Regions from separate parts of the Homo sapiens genome. Here region 1 is linked to region 2. A link is a loop called in an ENCODE intact Hi-C map of the cell type or tissue named here. Cell type or tissue: adrenal gland. All regions are shown on one strand. Each heading gives the region's core, and the rest is flanking DNA. Links, peaks and the distances in the headings are about the cores only. Region 1 holds the start of DLGAP3 (DLG associated protein 3). Region 2 overlaps TMEM35B (transmembrane protein 35B).

The links. A loop is a pair of places that touch in the nucleus more often than their neighbours do. Peaks named below come from ENCODE experiments on the same cell type or tissue, not always from the same donor. Only the 100,000 strongest peaks of a DNase experiment are listed, where the experiment ranks them.
Region 1: a loop joins it to region 2, with 2.9 times the contacts of the local background. A loop is called at or near these places in 5 of 110 quality-filtered maps.

What each region holds. Positions count from the first base shown.
Region 1 is chr1:34,923,905-34,935,498 of GRCh38, forward strand. DLGAP3 (DLG associated protein 3) reads right to left here and starts at 5,746. Exons shown (of 12, transcript NM_001080418.3): 1 at 5,547-5,746. RefSeq lists silencers at 5,255-5,324, 6,305-6,354. In adrenal gland, for the core only: no CTCF peak of the experiment used is centred there; DNase peaks (open chromatin) are centred at 5,076, 5,457 and 6,197; H3K4me3 peaks cover 1,774 bases; H3K27me3 peaks cover 1,284 bases.
Region 2 is chr1:34,971,320-34,982,913 of GRCh38, forward strand. It overlaps TMEM35B (transmembrane protein 35B), which reads right to left. Exons shown (of 3, transcript NM_001195156.2): 3 at 10,061-10,800. The coding sequence ends at 10,625. It also overlaps the pseudogene GPR199P. Among named protein-coding and RNA genes, the nearest start is that of TMEM35B, 8.2 kb to the right of the region's middle. In adrenal gland, for the core only: no CTCF peak of the experiment used is centred there; a DNase peak (open chromatin) is centred at 6,111; H3K27ac peaks cover 2,497 bases.

The sequences.
Region 1 (11,594 bases), core at 1,787-9,786, 47 kb before region 2:
CCAATTTTTGCCCAGTATTATCTGGAAACTGTCTCCTTCCTCCCCTCACAGGGAGGATCCCATTTGAATATTTGATTGTGCTCTTGGGGATGGGAAGTGAAGCCACCATCATCCCTTCCTGCCTGTTGTTCCCCTACAGACTCATCTGCATGTCCTGACATTTGGCTCTCATCCCCCTGGGATGACAAGGGAAGGGACCTTAAGAAACTCCTTGCTCTATTCCCTTCATGGTTACAAAGACAGTGCATAAGAATACAGATACTTGAAATGACCCTGACTCTAAGCCATAAGGAGAAAGATATCCAAGAGAACTAAAGACTGAAACCCAGACCTCATCCCTCCATTTGAATATTTTTTACTCCCCCAGATCTTCCTCTTTTCCCACTGCCCTGTCTCCAGTAGCCTCCCCCTTCTCTTCTCCATGGCACTGAACAACCCCACCCACTCCTTGAATCCTTTGCTTAAAAATCTTCCTCCCCAACAAAAGTCTCTCCCAAATGCTGCTCTGAGCTAGGTTTGGCAGTGGGCAGAACACAGGACAGGCTTGCAGAATATTTCAGTGTCCCTGTCCCAAATCCCAAAGTATGATGGGCAAGGGAATATCAAGTTGTCAGTCAAGTTATCCTGAACTCCTGAGCTGTAACCACCCCACACCTAACCAGGAAGACCGGCGTTCTCTTAATCCAGAACCACCTTGAGCCTGAAATTCTGGGACCCAGTAGGTGAAAGGCTGGTATCAATATCTCTGAGCTTGTTGCGCTAAAAAAAAGTTCCCAGGAGATGAGATCTCACAGGCACAATATCATTCTCCAACTCTACCCCGATAATAACAGTACAATGGTTTTGGAAGGGAGAGAGGGAACTGAAACAGCAAAAGGGGAGAGGGGCCCCTTGGGGGAAGGGTTCCTAAATACCACTAACAACTGTGAAACCTAAACCATAGGGAGAACTCCAAATCCATATTTCCATCCATGCCCTTGGAAAGTGGGTCATCTGGGAGAATTTTTCTAGTGAGCCCTCCCCACTGCCCTCCGCCTTTCCACCATCGGGACCGAACGAAGCCTCATTCAGCACTCGGGACAGCTCCGAAGGAGCAAATCCCCGCCGAATCCCACTCAGCACCCGGGACAGTTCCCAGCGACATTGCCGGCCCCGGTAGCCAGAAACCCAGGATGCCAGGAAGGAACAGGTTTACCCCACCACACACCCCCTTTAGAACAGAAGCCCCTCTCCCCTGCCCCTCCCACTGTCGCTCCCATCCACCGGGGGCACCTGACAACCCCCCCCCCACCTTCCCTCTATGTCCCAAGAGAGAAAAGAAACCCAGACATGGGGCTTCCCTGAGGGAACCTTGAGAGAGGACCCCACCCACCTTCCTTCAGCCCAGAGCCTCTCAATGCCACTCACAGCTGGTTCTAAAAACCACTTTCCTTCTTAACCACCACCCCAAAAATAAAAGAAATACTCACGTGGGGGCTCCCAGCCCTGCAGACAGATGTGGTGGGGGGAGGCAGAGAGAGGTAGCTCCCCACACCCTGTTCTGAGCCCCCTTTCTGAAGGAGCCAGCTCCCATCTGGACTGGGGGGAGGAGAGACATGTGGAAGCACTGAGTGAGGGGAGGGGAGAGGGGAGAGGGGAAGAAGCAGGAGCGAGGGACTGCGGGGCGGGGGTGTCGAGATGGGGGCGAGGGAATCCTTTTTAATTTCATTCTCTCCCCATGTCTACATCAGCCCTGCAGGCTCAGCTCTTTAATATTTACACACAGGAAGAGGAGAGGATGAGAAAGAACAGACAGTGAGGGGGGCAGGGGCTACCTGAGCTCAAAGGGCATAGAAGCAGGGGCCTTTGGGAGCTGGGAGCTTGGGCCCCCGACACCATCCCCAGCCCACTTCCACTCTGAGCTCTTAACTGGAAGGAAGAAGAAGGAACCCTGGGACCATTCTGTCCCTTTGTTAACAAGACACTTTGAAGCTGCATCAGAAAAAGATCAGATCCCCACCCACATACCTGGACACCCCCACAAACCCAGATTTCTTGGGTGCCTTATGTGCAGATGGTAGAGACAGTATTCAGGCACAAGCATGTTCTGATGCTTGGAAGCATGTTTGCCTGTGGGCTGCTGTGTAAAAACACATGAACATGTCAGCTAGCCTGTATAAGTTTATACAAGCATGTTCTGAGTGTTTTCACATGTTAACAGCCCACGCAATCATATGCAAGCCTATGTAACCATATGTGTAAACCAGCTTCCAAGCAGCCTCCCCGCAGCTCTCCAGCTACAGCCCCAGGGACAAGGCCACCCACTTCTCCAGACTCCCTTATTCCCAGACCCCTCCATCAAAGCCTTACTTTTTCTGTCTGTGACATGGGAAGAAGGGCTGGTAGGAAGAGATGCTGCATGGAGCCCAGGGGCCTGACAAGTTATTAGCAATGATGAGCTGGCACCTCGTTACCATAACGATGGTGCCACTGCCTCACCCCAGCTCAAACCCAGACTCCCCAGACGGCAGGAGGCCCGCTGAGCCAGCAGCCTTCAGACTGGGGAGGGGCAGGGTGGATAAAGAGGAAATCAAGACATAATGCTTGCATAGTGGAGGGTACGCAGCTGTTCTTCCAACCCCCACTGAGTGACAAAGCTTTGACTCTACCAAGTGGGAATGAAATCAGAATCTGGGAAGGTTTCCTGACCGTGGGGATGGTAAGACCAGAAGGGGTCTTTGGAAGCTCCTCTAGGCAAAAGTTTTTGTCATCATTTGCTCCCTTCATCACCTCACCCCCAAAAAACTAAAAAACAACCAAATACGGGGCCCCTTGCTGAATTTCAGTCTCCCCACCTGTAAAATGGGGGTAATCCCTTTATCATTTGTCCTAGACTCCTGGAAGATTTCATTAGAAAGGGTTTGGGGGTAACTACAGACCCTTCCTAAATCAGACAAGCCCCAGAAGTTTCTCTATTCATTAGGAACCCAATAAGGTAAGGAATGGTCTATCCAGCTAGAGGCAAAATGCACTGGAAACTGGGGAGGATGAAGGAAAACAAGCTTAGCCAGCTCGAGCCCCAACATCAGCTGGAAGAGATGATGTTAGGTGTCAGGCAGCCGCTGAAAGCAGGTACTAACATGAGAAAGTCTGGGAGTCTGGCCTGTAGCAGCTCCAGCCCCTCACCAGCAGGAATCAAGACAAGACAAGCCCATGGCCTACCTCGGTGGTGGGTGTGGCTAGGAATCCCTATCCCCAGCGACATCTGTAGCGCCCTCTCTTTGGCAAGGAGTCCCAAGCTGAAAGATGTACAGCCTTAGGCTTTTTGAGTCTTCATTTCTTTTCCAAAAATCCCCTGTACTCAGCTCTGATGGGGGTGGGGAGAGTTCAGGAATAGAAGGCAACATGGAGGATTGCAAAGTTCCTCGTCTAAGATTAGCCTAGGAACTCACAAATTCGTTGTGTGACCTTGGGCAAGTCCCCTCCCTTCTTGGGGCTTCAGAGTCCCCGGTTTGTAATGAAGAGGTTGGACCAAGTCAATACTAAGGTTCCTCTCCTGGCCATCATTCTACAGCTACATACAAGCTCACTCGTTGGATGTGAGCCCCCTGGCACAAAACTCAGCGGGCCCTGCCTGCCAGATCAGTGGGGCAGTGGCGGGTGGGAGATGCGGGGGCTGTATGTGAGGCCGTTCATCCTATGTTCATGTTCCTTTTAGAAACACCTGCCACCCTAGCCCTCCCAGCTCCCTTTTTAGACCCTGATTCACTGCCAACTCACGAAGCCTCTCCCTCCCCTCCCTCCTCTCTTCTCCCCCCACCCCCCACTCTTTTAGGCATTGGCAGCTGGGTGCAGAAGTAGCCCCAGCATTCAGGGAATGCTGCGCAGTGGTAGAGGGCAGTGCCCCCAGGGTCAGAGAGAGCACACCAGGAAGTACCACTCTCTAACCTTGGCCCAGCCCAGTTCTTTGGGTCACTGAAAGACCTGGGCTGAGGTCTTTCTGTACCACTAACTAGCAGTGTGTGGTTGTGGAAAATGCAATTCATTTCTCAAGCCTCAACATCTTCATCTGTAAATCGGCATTATATTTGGTTGAACCATATGAAATTGCTGTTTTTGTAGGTTAAATAAAAACAGTTGAATATTGCAGTTGCATATGGCTTAACGTGATACCTGTCCTGCCTGCTTCCCAAGGCTGTTGGGGAAATAAGAAGAGTTCAGAGGGCAGCATTTTCAAAAGCCCTGAACTAATATGAGGGCATTATTTTATTATTATTACTTCAAAGAGCTTAGTACAGACCCACCCGGAGCCAGTGGACTGAACCAATAACCCAGAACTTGAAGGTTTGGGACTTGGAAGTCTGGGAGAGCGCCACCTGCTCTGATGACTAACAGGGCAGACGCTTCCACCTGGCCTCCTCATCTCCTAGCTCTAAAAGGCCCTTGGTGAAACATTATTGAGATGACACAAGTTCCCAGGCCCCCAAAAGGAGAAGCAGCACACGCAGGCACATACTCCAGCTCGCCCCAGATCCCCCCTCCCACCCACCAGGGGCCTTAGCATGCAGGAAGGACACGACCAGCAACATCCCAGAGGGCACCCCCTGAGGTAGGTGAAGGTAGAGACCAAGCTGGGGAGTGCCACAAAGCTCTTGCCTGAATCAAGGGTCAGGGGTCCCCAGAGAAGTGGGGAATGATCTGACCTCGGAAAAGTCTCATCTCCCTGTCCCATATCCCACCAGGAATGGGGGGACAGTGGGGGGGACAGAGCCCAGGTGTGGGTGATTCAGAGTGAACCGCGCTCAGATACACTCTCTCTCACACAGCCAACGCACGCGCGCGCACACGCACACACACACACACACAGTCACACAGGGCAGATACCGGGACCCACTCACAGAGACAGTCACGCCGGCACACACATCCATTCACACACTCACAGACACACACAGGCACACATGGGGACAACACACACTCATTCACTCACATGTCCACAGATGCATACACAGTACCACCCTCCACACTCACGCTGCATACACCCACTAACATGCACACACACTCTCGCCCACAGTGACACACGCACACACTCACGGCATACACTCACCGGCACACACAATCGCCCACAGACCCACACAGTGACACACTCGGCACAGACACACAGCGACACGCACTCACATTCACACACCTGCAGAGGAAACTTCTCTCCGGATCTCCCCAGCACCACGACTTCCCCCACAACCAGCTGGCTACTCCCTCCCAGACCCGAGCCTCCAGCCGGGCGAGGGCTGGGCCGGGGCTGGCCTGTCCCCGCGGCCCTGACCGGGAGCGTGGGTCCGCGGTCCGCGTGGTCCCCTGCCCGCCCCTCGGGTCGGGCCCGCGGGCAGCCAGGCCGGGGCAGGAGCGGGGGCAGCTGAGGAGGCCCAGCCCCTCCCCCCTCCCGGGGCCGGGAGCCGAGCGCCGGAGCCCGGGGCGTGGGCGGCGCCGGGGCCGCAGCCGGGCCGTGCCTGGGGGGCGCTGCAGAGGGAGCCGCGAGCGCGGCCCCGTCCCCACTCCTCCCCGCGGCTTACCTGGCCCGGCTCGGGCTCCGGCCGGGTTACATGGTGCCGGCGGCCCGGGCCGGGGGCGCTGCGGCGTTGGGCAGGCGGGCAGGGACCGGGGCCCGGCACTGCGGAGCCCCCAGCTGAGGGGCCGCGCCGGCTGCGGAGCCCCAAGCGAGCGCCGAGCGGCAGCGGGCGCGGGAGCGGGAGGCGGCCAAGCCACGGAGGCTGGATTTCCCGGGGACCGGGAAGGGGAGGCGGGGGGATCCCGCCCGCGCGCTCCGCCCCCGCCCCCGCCCCCGCGCAGGGCAGCCGAGCAGGGAGAGGGAGAGGGAGAGGAAGAGGGAGGGGGACCGAGCTCCCCGCCCCCGCGCGGACCCAGGAGGGCCGAGGTCGCCGCCCGCGGGCGGCCGCCGGGGTCCCGGAGGAGCGCCCACCTCGCTGAGCGACGGTGCTGGGGGCGCCCAGCGTAGGGGCAGGAATGAGATCCCCCTCCCCGGGGACCCAGGAACAGGCACCCGAAGTGTCACGGCCACGCACAGCCGACCTGGGTACAGGGACCCAAGCCCGGCGGCGGGCGGGCGGTCGGGGACCAGCTCAGCCTCACGGACCGGGTCTCGCCCCCCGCCGAGGGGCAGTCACGCCCTGAATGTCACACACAGCCCCCAGGCCCGTCCGCTTAGGAGACTCTCCTTCGGGCTTTCCCGGTCGGCCGCCTGACCTCAGCTCCTGGCTTGGGGTCAGGGAGCCCCCCTCTTCGGCCCCAGCCCCTGCCAGGATGGGGCGCTGTGCCCGGCCTCGGAGCCGCTGGCAGGCGTCCCCCACCCACAGTCCGCACAGCCGAGGCATCCCCAGTGTGGAGGGAGAGCCCCGCTGTACCTGCCGCCTGTGCTGGGCCCCCGCCCGTGCCCACTGTGCCCGCCCGCCTCTGGGCCCTGAGCCTGGGATTGTGCCATGGCGGGGTCGGGGTGGGGGGAAAGGGACTGTCCGAAGCACAGCTGGAGGCTGCGGAGCCCGGACACAGGCTGCGGGAGCCGAGAGGCGGAGAGCGGACTGCAGCAGTCCCCTGGCTTGAATCCGTCTTGGCGCCCAGAGCGATGCTGTAATGGGGGGGAGGGGGCCACGGTGGGGAAGCCGCAGGGGGAGGGGCTGAAGACGTGGGGGAAGGGGTGGCTCCGGATTCCGGCTTTCCAGGGTAGGTGTGAGGAAACACTGCCTCCGGCGCTGAAAGTTGGGGGTGGAGGTTCAGTGGGCATCCTTAAAGCCCTCTTCCCTCCTCTACCTTTTCCGGTCTTGAAAGCTTGGGATGGTGAGGTGTGGGCTTGGGAGGCTTGAGACTGCCCACCTCTCTAGGAACATACCTTGGAGTTGTTCTGATTCAACGGCCCCCACCCCGCACCCCAACAACTCCCTGCTCTCTGTTTCCTTGTGGGGCCACCGGCTCTCCTCCCTGTATAAAGGGGAAAGTGAGGCACGGAAAGGAGAAGCCAAAGGCCCAGAAGAGCTAGAACTGGGAGCCAAGACCTCTTTTCCCCAGGGAGATGATGTTTTAAGATGCCACATTACATTAAATAACATAAGGGGCTTGGAGAGCCCTCTTCCCAAGGGATACCTAGAAGTCTGGTAAGAGACTAGTAGATTGGTCACCTACCCTGCTGCTCACAAGAACGGTTCATTGTCTCTTCAATCATGAAGTGAGGTTGCAGACCATTTCCAGCCCAGGGTTCAGTCAAGAGCAGATGTCATGAAAATAAGAAAGTTGTTCCCAGGAACCCACTTTAGAACTGAAGGAAACATCTCACTTTCCGTGGAGCATAAGAACAGCCGTTGGGCCGAGCGCAGTGGCTCATGCTTATAATCCTAGCACTTTGGGAGGCCAAGGCGGGTGGATTACCTGAGGTCAGGAGTTCAACACCAGCCTGGCCAACATGGTAAAATCCCGTCTCTACTAAAATTACAAAAAATTAGCCGAGTGCAGTGGCACGTGCCTGTAATCCCAGCTACTCAGGAGGCTGAGGCAGGAGAATTGCTTGAACCCGGGAGGCACAGGTTGCAGTGAGCTGAGACTGTGCCACACTGCAGCCTGGGCAACAGAGCCAGATTCAGTCTTAAAGAAAAAAAAAAAAAAGGATGAGCTGACGGCCGGGCACAGTGGCTCACGCCTGTAATCCCAGCACTTTGGGAGGCTAAGGCAGACGGATCACCTGAGGTCGGGAGTTCGAGATCAGCCTGGCCAACATGGTGAAACCCTGTCTCTACCCGAAATACAAAAATTAGCCCGGTGTGGTGTTGGGCGCCTGTAATCCCAGCTACTCAGAGGCTGAGGCAGGCGAATCACTTGAATCCGGGAGGCAGAGGTTGCAGTGAGCAGAGATTGCACCATTGCACTCCTGCCTGGAACTCCGTCTCAAAAAAAAAAAAAAAAAAAAAAAGAACAGCCGTGATAGAGGATGTTAAAAAGCACCACCGTGTTTTCGCAGTTCTAAGACCTGTATTTTGTAAACTATTCTGAAACTGGAAAGCATCTTACAATAAACAGGGACATTTAATATGGCTCTTCTTACCTTTCTGTTAAAGCTATTAGAGTTGGTGCATTTTAGAATTGAGAACATAATGTTATTTTCATTTGTTCATTCAACAACCCTTTACTGATTATACCTGGCACCTTGCTAGCCTCTTGGGGGCATACAGGTTAATCAGACAGGCTTACCTTAGACAGTGTTCTCCCATAGCCATCCAGTGATTAATAACTGATTAATAAGGGAGATGGAGATGTAAACCAATAATTACTATCAGGGCCAGCTTCATGGGAGTGTGACCTGTGCAGTCGTACAGAGCCCCACATGTAGAAAGGCATCACTCTTGGTAGAATATTCTGCTGTCACTGTCTTAAAATTGTTAATAATTTTTGGACAAGGGGCTCACCCTGGGCCTAGCTCTGCCTAGGTGAAGAGGACAGTCAAAGAAGCACAAAAAGCTGGGCGCGGTGGCTCACGCCTGTAATCCCAGCACTTTGGGAGGCCAAGGCAGGCAGATCATGAGGTCAGGAGATCGAGACCATCCTGGCAAACACAGTGAAACCTCGTCTCTACTAAAAGTACAAAAACAAAATTAGCTGGGCATGGTGGCGGGCATCTGTAGTCCCAGCTACTCGGGAGGCTGAGGCAGGAGAATGGCATGAACCCAGGAGGTGGAGCTTGCAGTGAGCAGAGATCACGCCACTGCACTCCAGCCTGGACGACAGAGCAAGACTCCATCTCAAAAAAAAAAAAAAGAAGCACAAAAGAAGCATTTGAATGGAGTCTCAAAGATTGGGAGAGAGACTTTCAGGTAGAGAGTCACATGTGCAAAGACAGAGACTCAGTGTCAATCAGTATGACAGTTGCCTTAGTTGATCTTCCCACTGAAAGCATGATAAATAGCAAAAAAAAAAAAAAAAGATAAAATATTTTTATTAAAACACAATAAAGAAGAGAATATATATGTATAACTATGTACATTTTTAATATTCTTAAATGTATCAATGTGCTGGCAAGAAAATAAGAATCACTCCAGCCAAAATCTAGGTAAAGGCAGAACCAGAGAAGTAAGCAGAGCACTGAAGCCAACTTTAGCCTTGGGGGCTGTGAAAGATGTGTTGCAAAAAGGGCACCAATTCTCTACCTCCACCCGAATCCATCTCCTTTGCCCTGTGACTTTGCAACTCCCTGCATCAACAGGTGGACTCTTTGGAACAAGGATCTCTGAGGAGAAAAAAAAAAAAAAAGAGGCAGACCCTACTTTCCCACCCCTTAAATCTGAGTGGACTTGTAACTTGCTTTCGCCAATGGAATCTGGAAGAAGTCATGTAGTGCCAGTTCTGAGCTTAGGCCTTCAGAGACATGAATACTTCTACTATTTCTCTTGGTCTCCTGCCTTCACTATAAGAACAAGCCTCAAGCCTGAGACAGCTGGAGGATGAGTGACAAGGTGGAAGAGAGCTATACCATCCCAACTGTCCCAGCCAAGATCATCATGGACCCGCCTATAGCCAGCAGATCTCCAAACATGTGAGAGAGCCCAGGCAAGAGCAGCAGAGATATCTACCTGTCCACAGCTGACTGCAGACACATTAGTGAGACCAGCTGAATGAGAAGAACTGTCGAGCCAATTTGAAGACTCTTGAGCAATAATGAATGCTTATTAATTTAAGCTACTGAGCTTTGGTATGGTATGGTATTATGCCGCAATATTATGGCATTTAATAACTAATACAGGGTCATTTGCTGACAGATGAAATTTAACTTCAGTTTTCATGATCTCTCAGGGCACCAGAGATAAAAGATAAAACCCGAGTCTGCCCAAGATGGTCACATACTCCCCTGCATAAGCTTAGAACCCCAAAGGGCTGTACTCTCAATGTACAGGAGAGCTAGAAAAAACCTCATCCCCAAACCTAGGAAATTGTAAGAAAATTGCAAGCTTTAAACCTTGGCAGTAGTAATGAGTGTAGGAAGGAAGAATCACCTCCTGAGTATCCATTACTACGAGTTAAATTTCACATCACATGCAGTCAGATCCACTCTACCTAAAGGATCTGGAAAAACTCAAGCCAAGAATTTGGTATAAAATGTACCAGATTGGTAGTGCCTCAGGTGCCCAGCAGAAGCAAATGTAAATCTTTGTCTCAGGCCTCAAATAATTTCCACAGATAAAATTCCAAAGAAAATGAATAACTCACAGTTAAATGTCTGTCACTGAACACACAAGGAAACATGGCACTGTAAATAAGAAACAATGTGATTGTTCATTTTTATGTGTCAACTTGACTGGGTTAAGGGATACTCAGATAGCTGGTAAAACATTATTTCTCGATATGTCTGTGAGGGTGTTACCAGAAGATATCAGCATTTGAATCAGTAAACTGAGTACAGATCTGACCTCATCAGTGTAAGCAGGCATCATCCAATCTATTGAGGTCCCAAATAGAGCAAAAAAGGCAGAGCAAGGCAAAGTTGCTTTCTTCTTGAGCTGGGACATCCATCTTCTCCAGCCCTCGGACATCAGAGCTCCTGGTTCTCAAGCCTTCAGGCTCAAACTGAGAGTTATACCATTGTCTGCCTCAATTCTCAGGCCTTTGGGCTCAGGCTGAATTACACCACTGGCTTTCCTGGTTTTCCAGCTTTCAGACAGTGTATCGTGGGACTTCTTGGCCTTCATAATTGTGTGAGCCAATTCCCCTGATAAATCCCCTTCCATATGTCTACATATAGACCACTGGCTCTATTTCCCTGGAGAACCCTAACTGATACAACCAGCAAAAACAACACATAGTAGAAAAATACCTGCAAATAACAACTAATAGTATTATGAGACACAGAATATAAAATAACTATGTTGAGTATATTTAGAGAAATAAAATAATCTTGCTCCTTTGACTTATTTTTCTTGTCTTATTGTGCTGGCTGGGTCCTAGAGTACAATGTTGGATAGAAGCAGTGATGGTGGGTGTATTTGTCATGTTCATAACTTTAATGTTTCTGACAGTTCTTCTTTAGGATGACATTTATTATAGGGTTTTTGGAGACCCGTCTTGATCAGGTGAATGAAGTTCCACTTTATTTCTAATTTACTGAGAGTTTTTGTCAAATGTATGTTGAAATTAATCAAAGGCTGGATCTTTTCACTTGATCATATAATGTGTTCAATTATATTTAGAGATTTTCCTAATATTAAATTTTACTTTCCTGGGATAAACCCAACTCACTCATAGAGTGTTATGGTTTATTTTACATAGACAATATCATCAGATTCAATCAGCAAATATTTTGTTTTGGATTTTTGCATCTATATTAATAAACAAAAATAAGCCTGAATTTTCCTCTTTGTTTTCTGTGATTTGGCATCTAGGTTAGTCTAGCCTTGTAGAATGAGTTAGGGGAGTATTACCTGTTTTCTTTTCTTTTCTTTTTTATCTTTTTTTGAGACAGAGTTTCAAAGTTGCTCAGGCTGGAGGGCAATGGTGCAATCTCGGCTGACCACAACCTCCGCCTCCAGGGTTCAAGCGATTCTCCTGCCTCGGCCTCCCTAGTAGCTGGG
Region 2 (11,594 bases), core at 1,826-9,825:
CTCAGATATTCCTTTATAGCAAAACAAACAGACTTAGACAACTAAGTTTAACTACTTTACTTTTAAAATTAAAAAATATTTCTGTAGGTATCAGAACATGGATTTTCTAGTTTGGAAGAAAACTGCATATGAAATATACAACCAAAGTGAAATTTCAATGAAATATAAGGCAATTAGGACAATGAAAGGAAAATGTTTGCAAGACAGTGACTGAGTTCACAGTCAAATAGTCTCAAAACTAATTTCTACAGAGACTATTTTTTGACTGTTACAGATTAAGGTATTAATTGATTGAAGAGAAATTTGAACAAGTTTAACAACAAACTGTCATTATACAACAGTGAATTTCTGTTTTTTAAATTAATAGACCATCATTGAAGATTTTGAAAAAAATAAGAAATACTGTATGAATATAAATATGGCTTGAAGAAATAGTAAAAAAAATCACATTACGGATGATAGTAATTTATATGATGAAATTCAAATATTTTATATTTTCTGTGATAATCATGTATCATATATGACCCAAACACAAAGTTTAAACACAATATGTAAAATTGAAGGCAGTCGTCTTTGATAATTTGCTTACTTTCAGTCCTGAAAACCACAGCTTCCCACATATTTTTCTATTTTGTCATCACAAAGGTAGATTTGTCAATGCAGAAGGATGAAATGCATTTTATTCAGCAATGTGTTAGCTTGACTTATAATTTTTAAATATATAGACATAGAGTATGTGGGCCACCATTCATACTCTTGCCACAGATGCTACGGGTCAACATGAGTCCAGCATCCCAACCACAAATACATTTCAGAACTAGGCTGGTGAGCACTGAGAATAAGGGGTGAGGAAGCCTGATTTAATGACAATAGTTCCCTGTCAGGGCTAGGTGATTGGCACGTGCCATACCAAAGGCAAGAAAGGGCAGGCATAAGAGAGGCCTAGGAATGGTTGATCAAGAAAGGAGGCTGCTGTCCCTGAAGCTGGAATATAGTTCAAGGAGGTGGTTTCAAGGTCAGCAAAGGACAGCTGCAGCCCAAGGGAGATCTGCAGGACCCAGAGGGGCAAACACTATCCTCCTCCTACGGCCAGAGGAGAGGGAGACAGATGTCAAGGCAAAGAATCAGCTGCAGAGAATGCCTTGAGGCCCCAAGACAGAGATCAAGCTTGACTCTGGCAGGCTTCCCTACAGAGGCCTGGGGAGCAGGTGGCACGGGGGCTGGAAGTGAAGGTCCCAGCAGGAGCAGGCAGGGTCACAGAGGATGCATGGCTGGTGGAAGGGCCCAGGTGGGTGTGTGCACAGCCAAGGACCTGGGCCAGTCCTGGCCAAGGTCAAGAACTGGGTTGGGCTGGGTTCAGAGACCTGGACTGTGACTGAGCTGAGGGAAAGAGTAGAGTCCAGTAGAGAAAGGGAATTTTGTTCTTTGTGTGCCAGGAGCAGCTTCCCTGGACCATGTCTGCACTTCACAGCCACAAGGTGTGGCCTGGGTGGGTAGGAGCATGGATAGGGTATTTCTGGCCCTGCAAGACTGTGGGGGAGTCTGGGGCAGACTAATTGGTAGCTACTGAGAACAGCTGCAGATGAGTTTTCCCTGAATCCTTGGAGAAAGTGGGTGTCCAGCATCTATCTAGTCAAGCTCCTTTCTTTTCTTTCCTAGAGGAAGGGAGCTCCCTTCTCCAACCAACCTGAACAACCTGGACTCCATTCTCTTCCTTGCTAGATTGAGGAAGGATCTTAGGTCAAATTCGTGATGGTTTGAAATAAGTATAAAGACTGAGAGTCCAAAAGGACTGCCAGTGCAAGGCAGTCTGTTCTCTCTCATTCCTCGGGTTCTTCACCTTTAGGTCCTCACCCAAGGTTCCTCCTTCCCTGAGTCAACGCAGAGGGAGGAGGGGACCCCCACACACTGTCACTCTAGACAGAGGCTTCTTTCCATCGTGTCTGACCTGCCAGAAGCAATCGACTCTCAGGCTCTTTTTCCCCAGGTAAGACACAAAAGACTAAGTTAGACATTTCCCAAAGGAAACTGACTACTAGGGGAAAAGTCACATCAAAAGCATGATAGTACAAGACTGCAGGGATGGGATGCGGCCATAAGGAATTATTTTTTATTTGGGTAGAACCAAATTCCGCCTCAGGAGATTCAGCTGGCTCTAGTGTGGATGCCAGGTTATTTCTCAAAGACCCAACCTTGCATGGCCCCTGGGGCTGAGCGACTCATTCCACCACAGCAAATGAATTCATGATGTGGGCCCAGGCTGCCTCCTGGCCTTGGGCTGAGATGCTGGTCAGTGCTGCATGGCATGAGCCAGCCTAATTCCCAATGAAGGGGAGGGAATTAATTATTAAGGACCTACCAGTTTGCATTTGGGTTTTCATTTAATCCCTTCAACAAGCAAGACAGCTAAGATTTGGCTGGTATGATATCTTAGTTTGACCCAGTCAGGTTTCAAATAGCTATGGAGGAAACTGAGAAGTCTTCTAGGAAAAAGAAACAAATTGACCATGCTCACAATTAGAATGCAGATATATTCAGATACATCTAGAGGAACTAGGGCACCAACAGAAGTCCAGACTCAAGAAGGGGCAGGTGATAATGCCCAGTGCTGGTGAGGGACGATTACATGCTTTTGATGTGTATAATTTGGTGCAGTGTTTTTTTTGCTATTGTTGTTGTTTGTTTGTTTATTTTGAGACGGAGTCTTGCTCTGTCGCCCGGGTTAGAGTGCAGTGACACGATCTTGGCTCACTGCAACCTCTGCCTCCTGGGTTCAAGCGACCCCAGCCTCCCGAGTAGCTGGGATTACAGGTGCCTACCACCGTGCCCGGGTAATTTTTTTGTACTTTTAGTAGAGATGAGGTTTCACCATCTTGGCCAGGCTGGTCTTGAACTCCTGACCTCGTAATCTACCCACCTCGGCCTCCCAAAGTGCTGGGATTACAGGCATGAGCCACCGTGCCTGGCCTGGTGCAGCGTTCTTGAAGGCAATTTGCTGTCATTAAACATTGGCACACAGATATTCTTTGACAGCAGTTTCGTTGCCAGGAATTTATTCTACAGATTTACAAGTATGCAAACATTTGTTAACAAGAGCATTCACTGAAGCATTGTTTATAACAGTAAAATAATGGCAACAAATGCCCATCAGTAGGGGACCAATTGAGTAAAACGAATACTCTGCTTCTATTGAAAAAACGAGATGAATCTATCTATATGTGCTAATATAGAACAATATATAAGAAACAATGAGAAAAGTAAATTGCAGAAGAACCTTGCAATACTATCCCATTTGTAGGTTTTTAAAGAAAACTGATGACATGTGGACTTACAGTGGAATCGAAAATATCTGGAAAGCTACACAAATGAGAAGCTGTGAATAGTGGCTATCACTAGGGGACTTTTACTTTCTTTTTATTTCTTTTTTGACATAGGGTCTCCCCTGTCTCCAAGGCTGAAGTGCAGTGGCGCCATCACGGCTCACTGCAGCCTTGACCTCCTGGGCTCAAGCAAGCCTTCCACTTCAGTCTCCCGAGTAGCTAGGACCACGCCCGGCTAATTTTTGTATTTTTTGTAGAGACAGGGTTTCGCCACGTTGCCCAGGCTAGTACTTCCTATCTTACATTTTTCTCTACTGCTTTGAATTTACTTTTATGAACCTATATTGCTTTTAAAATGGAAAAGAAAAAAGTTAAAGAAGGAATTAGGGACCAATAAGAGGTAATTCATCAAGAAAAAAAGGAATTTACCAAATGTATCCTTAGAAGTCAAACTCAGCAATAGGACCTAAAGGCAGGTAAGACATGGTGGCTGATTGATGGACCCTTCCTGACAAGCTGACATGGCCAAATGAAGAGGGTTTGCTCTCATTCATTAAGCTCGATTTCCTTGAGACCCAAGCAGTCTTGCTGTGGGGCCCCAATAATGTGGCTGAGGAGAGTGGTGCCCTTTCCCATTAGAAGCAGACTGCAGAGTTGTCAAAGCACAGAAGGGGAAGCACTGGTAGCCGGAGCCCCTGGCAGAGATTGGCGCTCATGAAAGAGTCTGGAGGCAGCAGGCATTGGATCTCCAGCAGCCTGGATCTCCAGCTTACTTCCCACCAAGTCTTGGTACAGTGGAGGTGATGGCAGAACTGCAAGTATCCAGCAACAGCAGAAGGAGACAGTCATCAGGACTGGGCTAGGAATGCATGGTCGGGGGTGGGTAAGACAAGCTTGGAGAATCTCAGAAACACTTGAGGAAAAGCTATCAGAGACTGGAATGTCTGAGTGAGTACTTAAGCAATTTAAATTAATGATATTCAGTTTTCACTCACGCATCTGATACACTGAGCTCTTATTATATGCAAGGCACAGTACCAACCACAGGAGATACAGCAGTGAGCAAGGTAAACACAGAATTTATTAAGTTGAATTGGGTGGAAATAAAATTTCCAATATTCAACTTTTGGGGACTTATAAAAATGATAATGTCTTATGGGTCAACATGAATACATTCTGGCAAGAGAGAAAGAAAACAACAACAACGCATTACCCAATTAATTGCTTGATTACAATTATGAAAAGAGCTATCAAAGAGCAATCCGATCTGATTCAGTCGTGTGTGTATGTGTGTGTGTGTGTGTGTGTGTGTGTTGCCAGCCAAGAAAGGCTTCCCTATAAGGAGTTACTTTAGAGGAAGTGAGGGTGAAGAAGAACTAACTTAGTGAAAGAGAGGAACAGAGATCATTCCTGGCCAAGTCAGGTACAAAGGCCATGAAGAGTAGGAGACCGGCATTTTCCCGGGCCTAAGAAGGTGACTGCCTGCAGGGAGACGCAGGGGTGGTGGGTTAGGGAGAGAAAGGGGAGCCAAATCAGACAGGGCCTTGTAGGCCATGATAAGGACTTTGGGTTTTATCCCAAGAGGTTTAAAAAAAACACAGTGGTATATTATTTGTATCCAAAAGCTGGCAACATCCAGGGAACATTCGGGTTACAAAGAATGTTCTATGTCCTTGGTACAGATGAGCCCGGAGGTTCACAGCTACAGGGGTAGTATGTGGTTGCGTCAGGATTAGAATCTAGGTCTTTCCAAAGAGCTTTCTCCACCCTGGATGCCACTGGGAGGGTGACAGGGGGGTGAGACAGGAGGGGAGGCCAGGAGACTCTCCAAGAGGAGGCCAAGGAGGCCCCATGCGCCCTGGGCGCCCCCTTCACCAGGCGGCAGCTCAGTGCCCAGCAGCAGTCCTGGTGGAAGAGGCGCACGAAGAAGCAGCAGATGAGTGGGTCCAGGCAGCTGTTGAGGCTCAGCAGCGCCAGGCTGAGGGTGTGCAGGATGTCGAGCGTGGAGGCGGCGCGACACCGGTCTCCGTTGTCTTCCCCCCCAGCCACCTAGGGCGCCAGCAGCAGGTGGTTGGGCGCCAGACTGAGGGCGAAGACCAGCAGGAACCCCAGGACCATGGTCTTGGCCGCGCGCCGGTGCGCGCCGGCGGTTGCAGGGCCCGGGCCCGGGCCAGAGGGCGCCTTGAGCGCCCGCGCCAGGCTCACGTTGGCCGCGAGCACCAGCAGGAAGGCGGCCGCGAAGGCCACCGTGGCGGAGGCCAGCCCCGAGCTTGCCCAGCGGTGCTCCAGGCAGGGAGGGGCCAGGCCCGCCAGCCAGGCGAAGGCGCAGGCAGCGCGCGCGGGGCGCCGTAGGCACCGGGCCAGGCGGGCAGCCGCCCTGGGCCCGGGACCGCGTACGAAGCCGCAGCGGCACACGCTGATGAGCGCGGCGAAGACCACCGCCGCATAGGTGGACACGTAGTAGGTGGCCCCGGCCGCGTGGCAGGCGGCCTCCGGGCCAGGCCCAGGTAGTAGGTGAGCCACAGCTGCAGCGTGAGCGTGAAGAACTCATCAACCAGAGCCAGGTTGAACAGGTAGAGAAGCAGGGCCTGGCCCAGGCGCCCGCCGCTGCGGATGAACATTGCCAGGGCCGCCACGTTGGCTGGCAGCCCCAGGCCCAGTGCCAAGGCATAGGCCGCGGGCACCACGATGAAGCGAGCAGGGTCATCCCAGAGGCTGCAGCCGCCAACACCCAGGTCCCCAACACTGCTGTTCATCTCTGACCTTGAAGTGGCAGAAGAAAGGTTACTGCGGAGGCTAGCGACAAAGGCAGCCCCCATTCCACCTTCTCCCACCCCAGTCTCCTCTTCTTCAGCCCTTGCTGGGAGGGGACACTAGAGGCAGAGTCCATGTGAGAGGGAATGAAGACCGAACCTGGCCAGCAGCTGCTGAGAGGAGGGTATGGACTCCAGAGTTTTTGGTGACAAACTGTGGGAAGCGAGGAAGAGGCAGGAGTCCTAGATAACTTGGAAATTTCCAACCTTAGTGACTGAGAGGGTAGAGATGCCCCTCACAGATGGAGTATGGTTCATACATGTTGGGCCACAGACCTGTGCAGTAAACCCACGTAGGACTGAGCCAACAGGGAGTTCTGGAGAAACAGGCTGAAATATAAAGAAGAGGCCTTTCCAGAAAAAGCCCCAACACCCGCCCCCCCCTCCCCGCCCCCATCCCTGTGCCACCCAGATGAGAAGCATGGATGGAGGAATGGGCTTGCGGTGCAGTGCCTATGCACACTGACCTCAGACTTGCCTTGGTGAAGGTCCTCTCCCAGAGAGGTGCCCCAGCGCTTGCCTGGAGCACCCTTGGCTGGGCTGAAAAGCTTTTGCCACTCTCAAGCCTTTCATCCTGTTTCCTCCCCCCTCACTTTTTGACCACAAAGAGGTCCTGGGTCAGACTCAAACCTCTGGACAGAAAAGCAAAAAGTGCACAGACCCAGCAATCAGGCAGATTCTAGATAACACACATCTATTTGCCATGTGACCTTGGGCAAATTACTCAGCTTCACTGAGCCTGTCTTTGCTGCAGTAAAATGGAGATGAAAATACCTACCTCACAGGGTTGTTGGGAGGATTATGAGAAAACCTAAGTAAAACTGAGCCCTGTGGCTGACACTGGGGAGATACTTCATTACTGTTAGTTCCCTTCCCTTCTAGGCAGCACATAGATAAATGTGTACACTCACACAGGCACACACAGTGTGTCAGAGACACAGACACCCCAGGCACACAAAACAACACAAAAACATCTGGGCATATTCCTACCCTCTTCCCAAGGGAGTAAGTGCACAAACCAATGTCCTGTTACTATTTGTGACACACTTACACACTCCTAGGATGTCCTAAAACTCAGTTCTTCCAAAATCTGCATTTTTGCCTTTGAGCATCTCAGGCTCCAATCCTTTCTGAGACCCTGGGTAACTGTATTTCCTTTCCCACCTTCCTCTATTCTGTTCTCCATGCCTGTAGCCCCACCCTGACCCATCCCCTGCCATCCTACCAGACTGTTCCTTTCTTGCCTCTTGCTATAATGGCTGCTGGAGTTCTCTCTGGGGTCCTGACTTTAAGGATCTGAGACAGGGGAGAATCCCCTCCCACCCACACATCCCAGACCCTCCTATCGCCAGCTAATCCCAAGAAACGACATGAAGAATGGGTCCGACAGCTGGAAGGGCTGGAGCCCACCTGTGGCAGCTATGAGCTGGGTTTTTGGGGCTGCAGTAGGGCCCCAAGGGAAGGGAGTGTCATCGGAGGACAAGAAAGCCTTCAGCACAGGGAGGGAGATAAAAATGTATTAGGAAGGGCAGGCAGCTGAACGTCATCGTGCTGAGCTGACCTAGATTTAGGCTGTAGTTTGGGGGGCACGTTTCCTGAGGCCTGGCTTCTCCTTGGGCTGCTAAGGAGGCACTGCTTGGGCTCAAGATCCTCCTGCTGCTGTCAATCCCAACTGCTCGTACACACCAGCTGCCCAGCCTACTCCTCTAGCACCCTGACTTTCCTGCAGCTGCTGGGCAGTCCTACAGCCAAGCTTGGGGGGCCCAGTAGCTGCTTATCAGCCTACAGACCCAGACTTGGTAAACAGGAGCCCTCAATCTAATGCTAGCTGCGAGAGGTTTTACTCAAAGTCCATCCTGGCAGGAGACGGGCTGGCGGTGGCATCCTGGAAGGGGTGGAGAAAGAATAAGGCCAGGATCCTCGGGGCTCCAGGCTCTACTTTCAGGGGCTTCAAAATTTTCAAGCAAGATGGGCACAGTGGCTAATGCCTGTAACCCCAGCACTTTGGGAGGCCAAGGCAGGTGGATCACCTGAGGTCAGAAGTTCGAGACCAGCCTGGCCAACATGGTGAAACCCCATCTCAAAAAAAAAAAAATTCCAATCAGAGGGGAAATGCTGGGAAAGCAGAGCAGATTTCATCACCCCAGACAGGTCATCCCATCTACCCTCAGATTGAAGAGAGCTGGGGTGCCATGCCTGTCCATTTTCAGCTTTGGCAGCTGGTGCAGTGAAAAGTTTGAGTTCTGGAATCAATTAGGACTTAGTTCTAGTTCCAGGTCTGATATATAGGCACTCAAGCTTTCCAAATGCATTTTCTCATCTGTAAAACAAATCAATATTTAATAATGACTAGCATTTACTGAACATTTACTATGTGCCAGGCTATGAAATAGTTACTATCATTATCCATAGTTTTCAAATAAGCTAGTAAGTGACAGAAACCATTGTCTACCCCCTCTTCTTCCTTGCTGACCAGTGTGGGTAAATCTTAGTCTAAGTCCATCATGGGAATTCCATTCTCCTGCCAGTCATTAGTCTAGGAATGGAAATGGGACATAGCTCTGCCCAGTGAGATCCATGCGAAAATCTAGGGTCTTCTTTTTTTTTTTTTTTTTTTTTTTTTTTTTGAGACGGAGTCTCGCTCTGTCGCCCAGGCCGGACTGCGGACTGCAGTGGCGCAATCTCGGCTCACTGCAAGCTCCGCTTCCCGGGTTCACGCCATTCTCCTGCCTCAGCCTCCCGAGTAGCTGGGACTACAGGCGCCCGCCACAGCGCCCGGCTAATTTTTTGTATTTTTAGTAGAGACGGGGTTTCACCTTGTTAGCCAGGATGGTCTCGATCTCCTGACCTCATGATCCACCCGCCTCGGCCTCCCAAAGTGCTGGGATTACAGGCGTGAGCCACCGCGCCCAGCCAAATCTAGGGTCTTCTAAGGCACCCTTCCTCTCTTTTCACCTTTCAATATTATAGCAAATGCACTGTCTGGAGCTGCTGCAGCTATTTCGCAATTCTGAGGGCAATAGCCAATACACTGAAAGCAGCAGAGCAGAAAGTTTAAAGAATGTTGATTCTTGATGCCATCATTAGGCAAACTGACCAACATTGAAACTGAAGTGGTTATCTCTGGACCTCTTACATGAGAGAAAAGGTTTCCTTATTGTTTTGACACTACCATTTATTTAGTGTAATCTATCTATCCTTACTATAGGCAGACTACACCACTATGCTTTCAGACTCAGAAGAAAAAAATCCAACTGAGAGTGTCACCTTGCCTGAGGTTCACACTAGTCAGAATGGGAATTAGCATTTTGTAGTGAACATGAAATGGAGTAATAGAGACTTCTTTTCCACCCTCAAAGCAATCTGTAGGCTGATAGCTAGAATATTTGCATAAATAAGTGAACTGTTTCTCACTATAGTCCCTCATGGGAGGTACATCACTTCCCAAAAGCCCACAGCCCTGCCAACCTAAGATAAAGATGGTGGTGACATAATAGCAGGTGCCCTAACGTGTTGTCCACTTTTCCCCTGAGAACTGTCACACATATGCACCCTTCCTACCCCCAAGGACCTCTGGGATTCCTCCCAGGCTTTGGGCCCTGCTGTACCATTCAGCATTTCATGGAGTTGGCTGTCCCTCATCTCCACGTAGGTGTCAAGGAGCACTGGACTGGGTGCCACAGATCACCACCAGAGCTTGATTTCAGGTCCTGTCAAATGACTCAATGCCTACCTGTTAGCTCTGCACATCTAATATGTCAGAGAAAAAAAGGAGTGGGAGGGAATCTCTAATATGTCTCAAAGGGCATAGGCAGAAGCAAGTACTTAAGCTCTGCATACAGAACCTGTACGTTTTAAATATGTATTAAAAACCTTAAAAACATGCATGTGTTTTGAACCAGCACCCTCACTTCTAGGGGAAGAAAATAAGTATGCAAAAGTGATTTACTGTGAGGCTTACGAGAGCAAAAAATTGAGAATAACCCAAATGTTCCTCATGGGGGATTAAATACATTATAGTACATCCTTGCAATGGAATACTATGCAGCCATTAACAGCAATGAGGCAAAAGAGACATGAAACAGTGTTATAGTTTATAAGGTTTTAAAAGGAGGAAATAAAATAGGATATATGGTTTTATTTTCATTTAAAAAAAATATATATCTGTTTAAAGGCACAGAAAAAAGTTCAGAGGTATACTTACACCAAGGCATTAAAAGTGGTTATTTGGGGCATCAGAATTTTGGTTGATTTAAATTTCTTTTCTGCTTATTTTGTATTTTCATATGACATGAGGAATGTTAATATGCATAACATGTACTCCTCACAAAAGAGTAGTAAAGCTAAAAAGAGAAAGCAGTGCCAGGTAGACAAAATGTCTCTTTCAACACTGGCTGACCCTGGATATTATACTGGTAACAAGATGATAGACTCTGTGTTCTACCATGTTCCTGCTGTGACAGCTGCATGGCATAAAGAGACAGAGATGCTCTACTTCCAGGATTCCTTGAATGTACTTAGAGTCTTCTTCCTAGTGGGTCTGACCACCTTCTTAGTCTGGGCTAAGAGCTGGCCGACATTCAGCAGCAGCAGGAACCCCAGGCAGACAATGGCTGGGATACAGGTGCTTAGTGACTCTTTCAGAGCTGCCAAGGTGAAGATAGCCCCTGGAATGGAAAGTGAGGTCCCTGAGGCTCCTTGGAAGAACCCAGGAGATCCAGGAGCTCAGGGCTCTCTAGTTTAGGCTGACCCACTCCAGCCCAAGCCCTCCCATTAAACACCCCCACCACTCCTAACGCACATTCCCAAAACTAGCGGCATTCATCTCTAGCCTCCTGGAGAAAGCAGGACCAGGAAATTAGAAGCCTCTTGAACAACAGCAGCAGTGGCAACAGTTGCCCCTCTCAGAGGACAAGAAAGAAACGGGAATGACCCAGCCAAATAGGGCAGTGGCTAGAGTGGATAGATTTTAGAAAAAAAAATCTCCCTGATCCTTCTCCTTTCCTTTTTTTTTTTTTTTTTTGAGGCAGAGGCTTGCTCTGTCACCCAGGCTGGAGTGCAATGGCGTGATCTCCTGCCAGCCTTCTGAGTAGCTGGGCTACTGGGTTCTGGGTACTGGCTTCAAGCGATTCTCCTGCCTCAGCCTCCTGAGTAGCTGGGATTACAGGCGCGCACCACCACGCCCGGCTAATGTTTGTATTTTTAGTAGAGACGGGGTTTCATCATGTTGGTCAGGCTGGTCTTGAACTCCTGACCTTGTGATCCGCCCGCCTCGGCCTCCCAAAGTGCTGGGATTACAGGCATGAGCCACCGTGTCTGGCCCCTTCTCCTTTCTTAATCCTACATCTACTAAGATTAAGATGGAGGGAAGGACTAGCCCAGGGGCTGTTGGTTGGAGGTATGGGAAAGATCTGAAAATGGGAGAAGCTCCAGAGATGGAAGCAAGCCTGGTAGCAGTGGC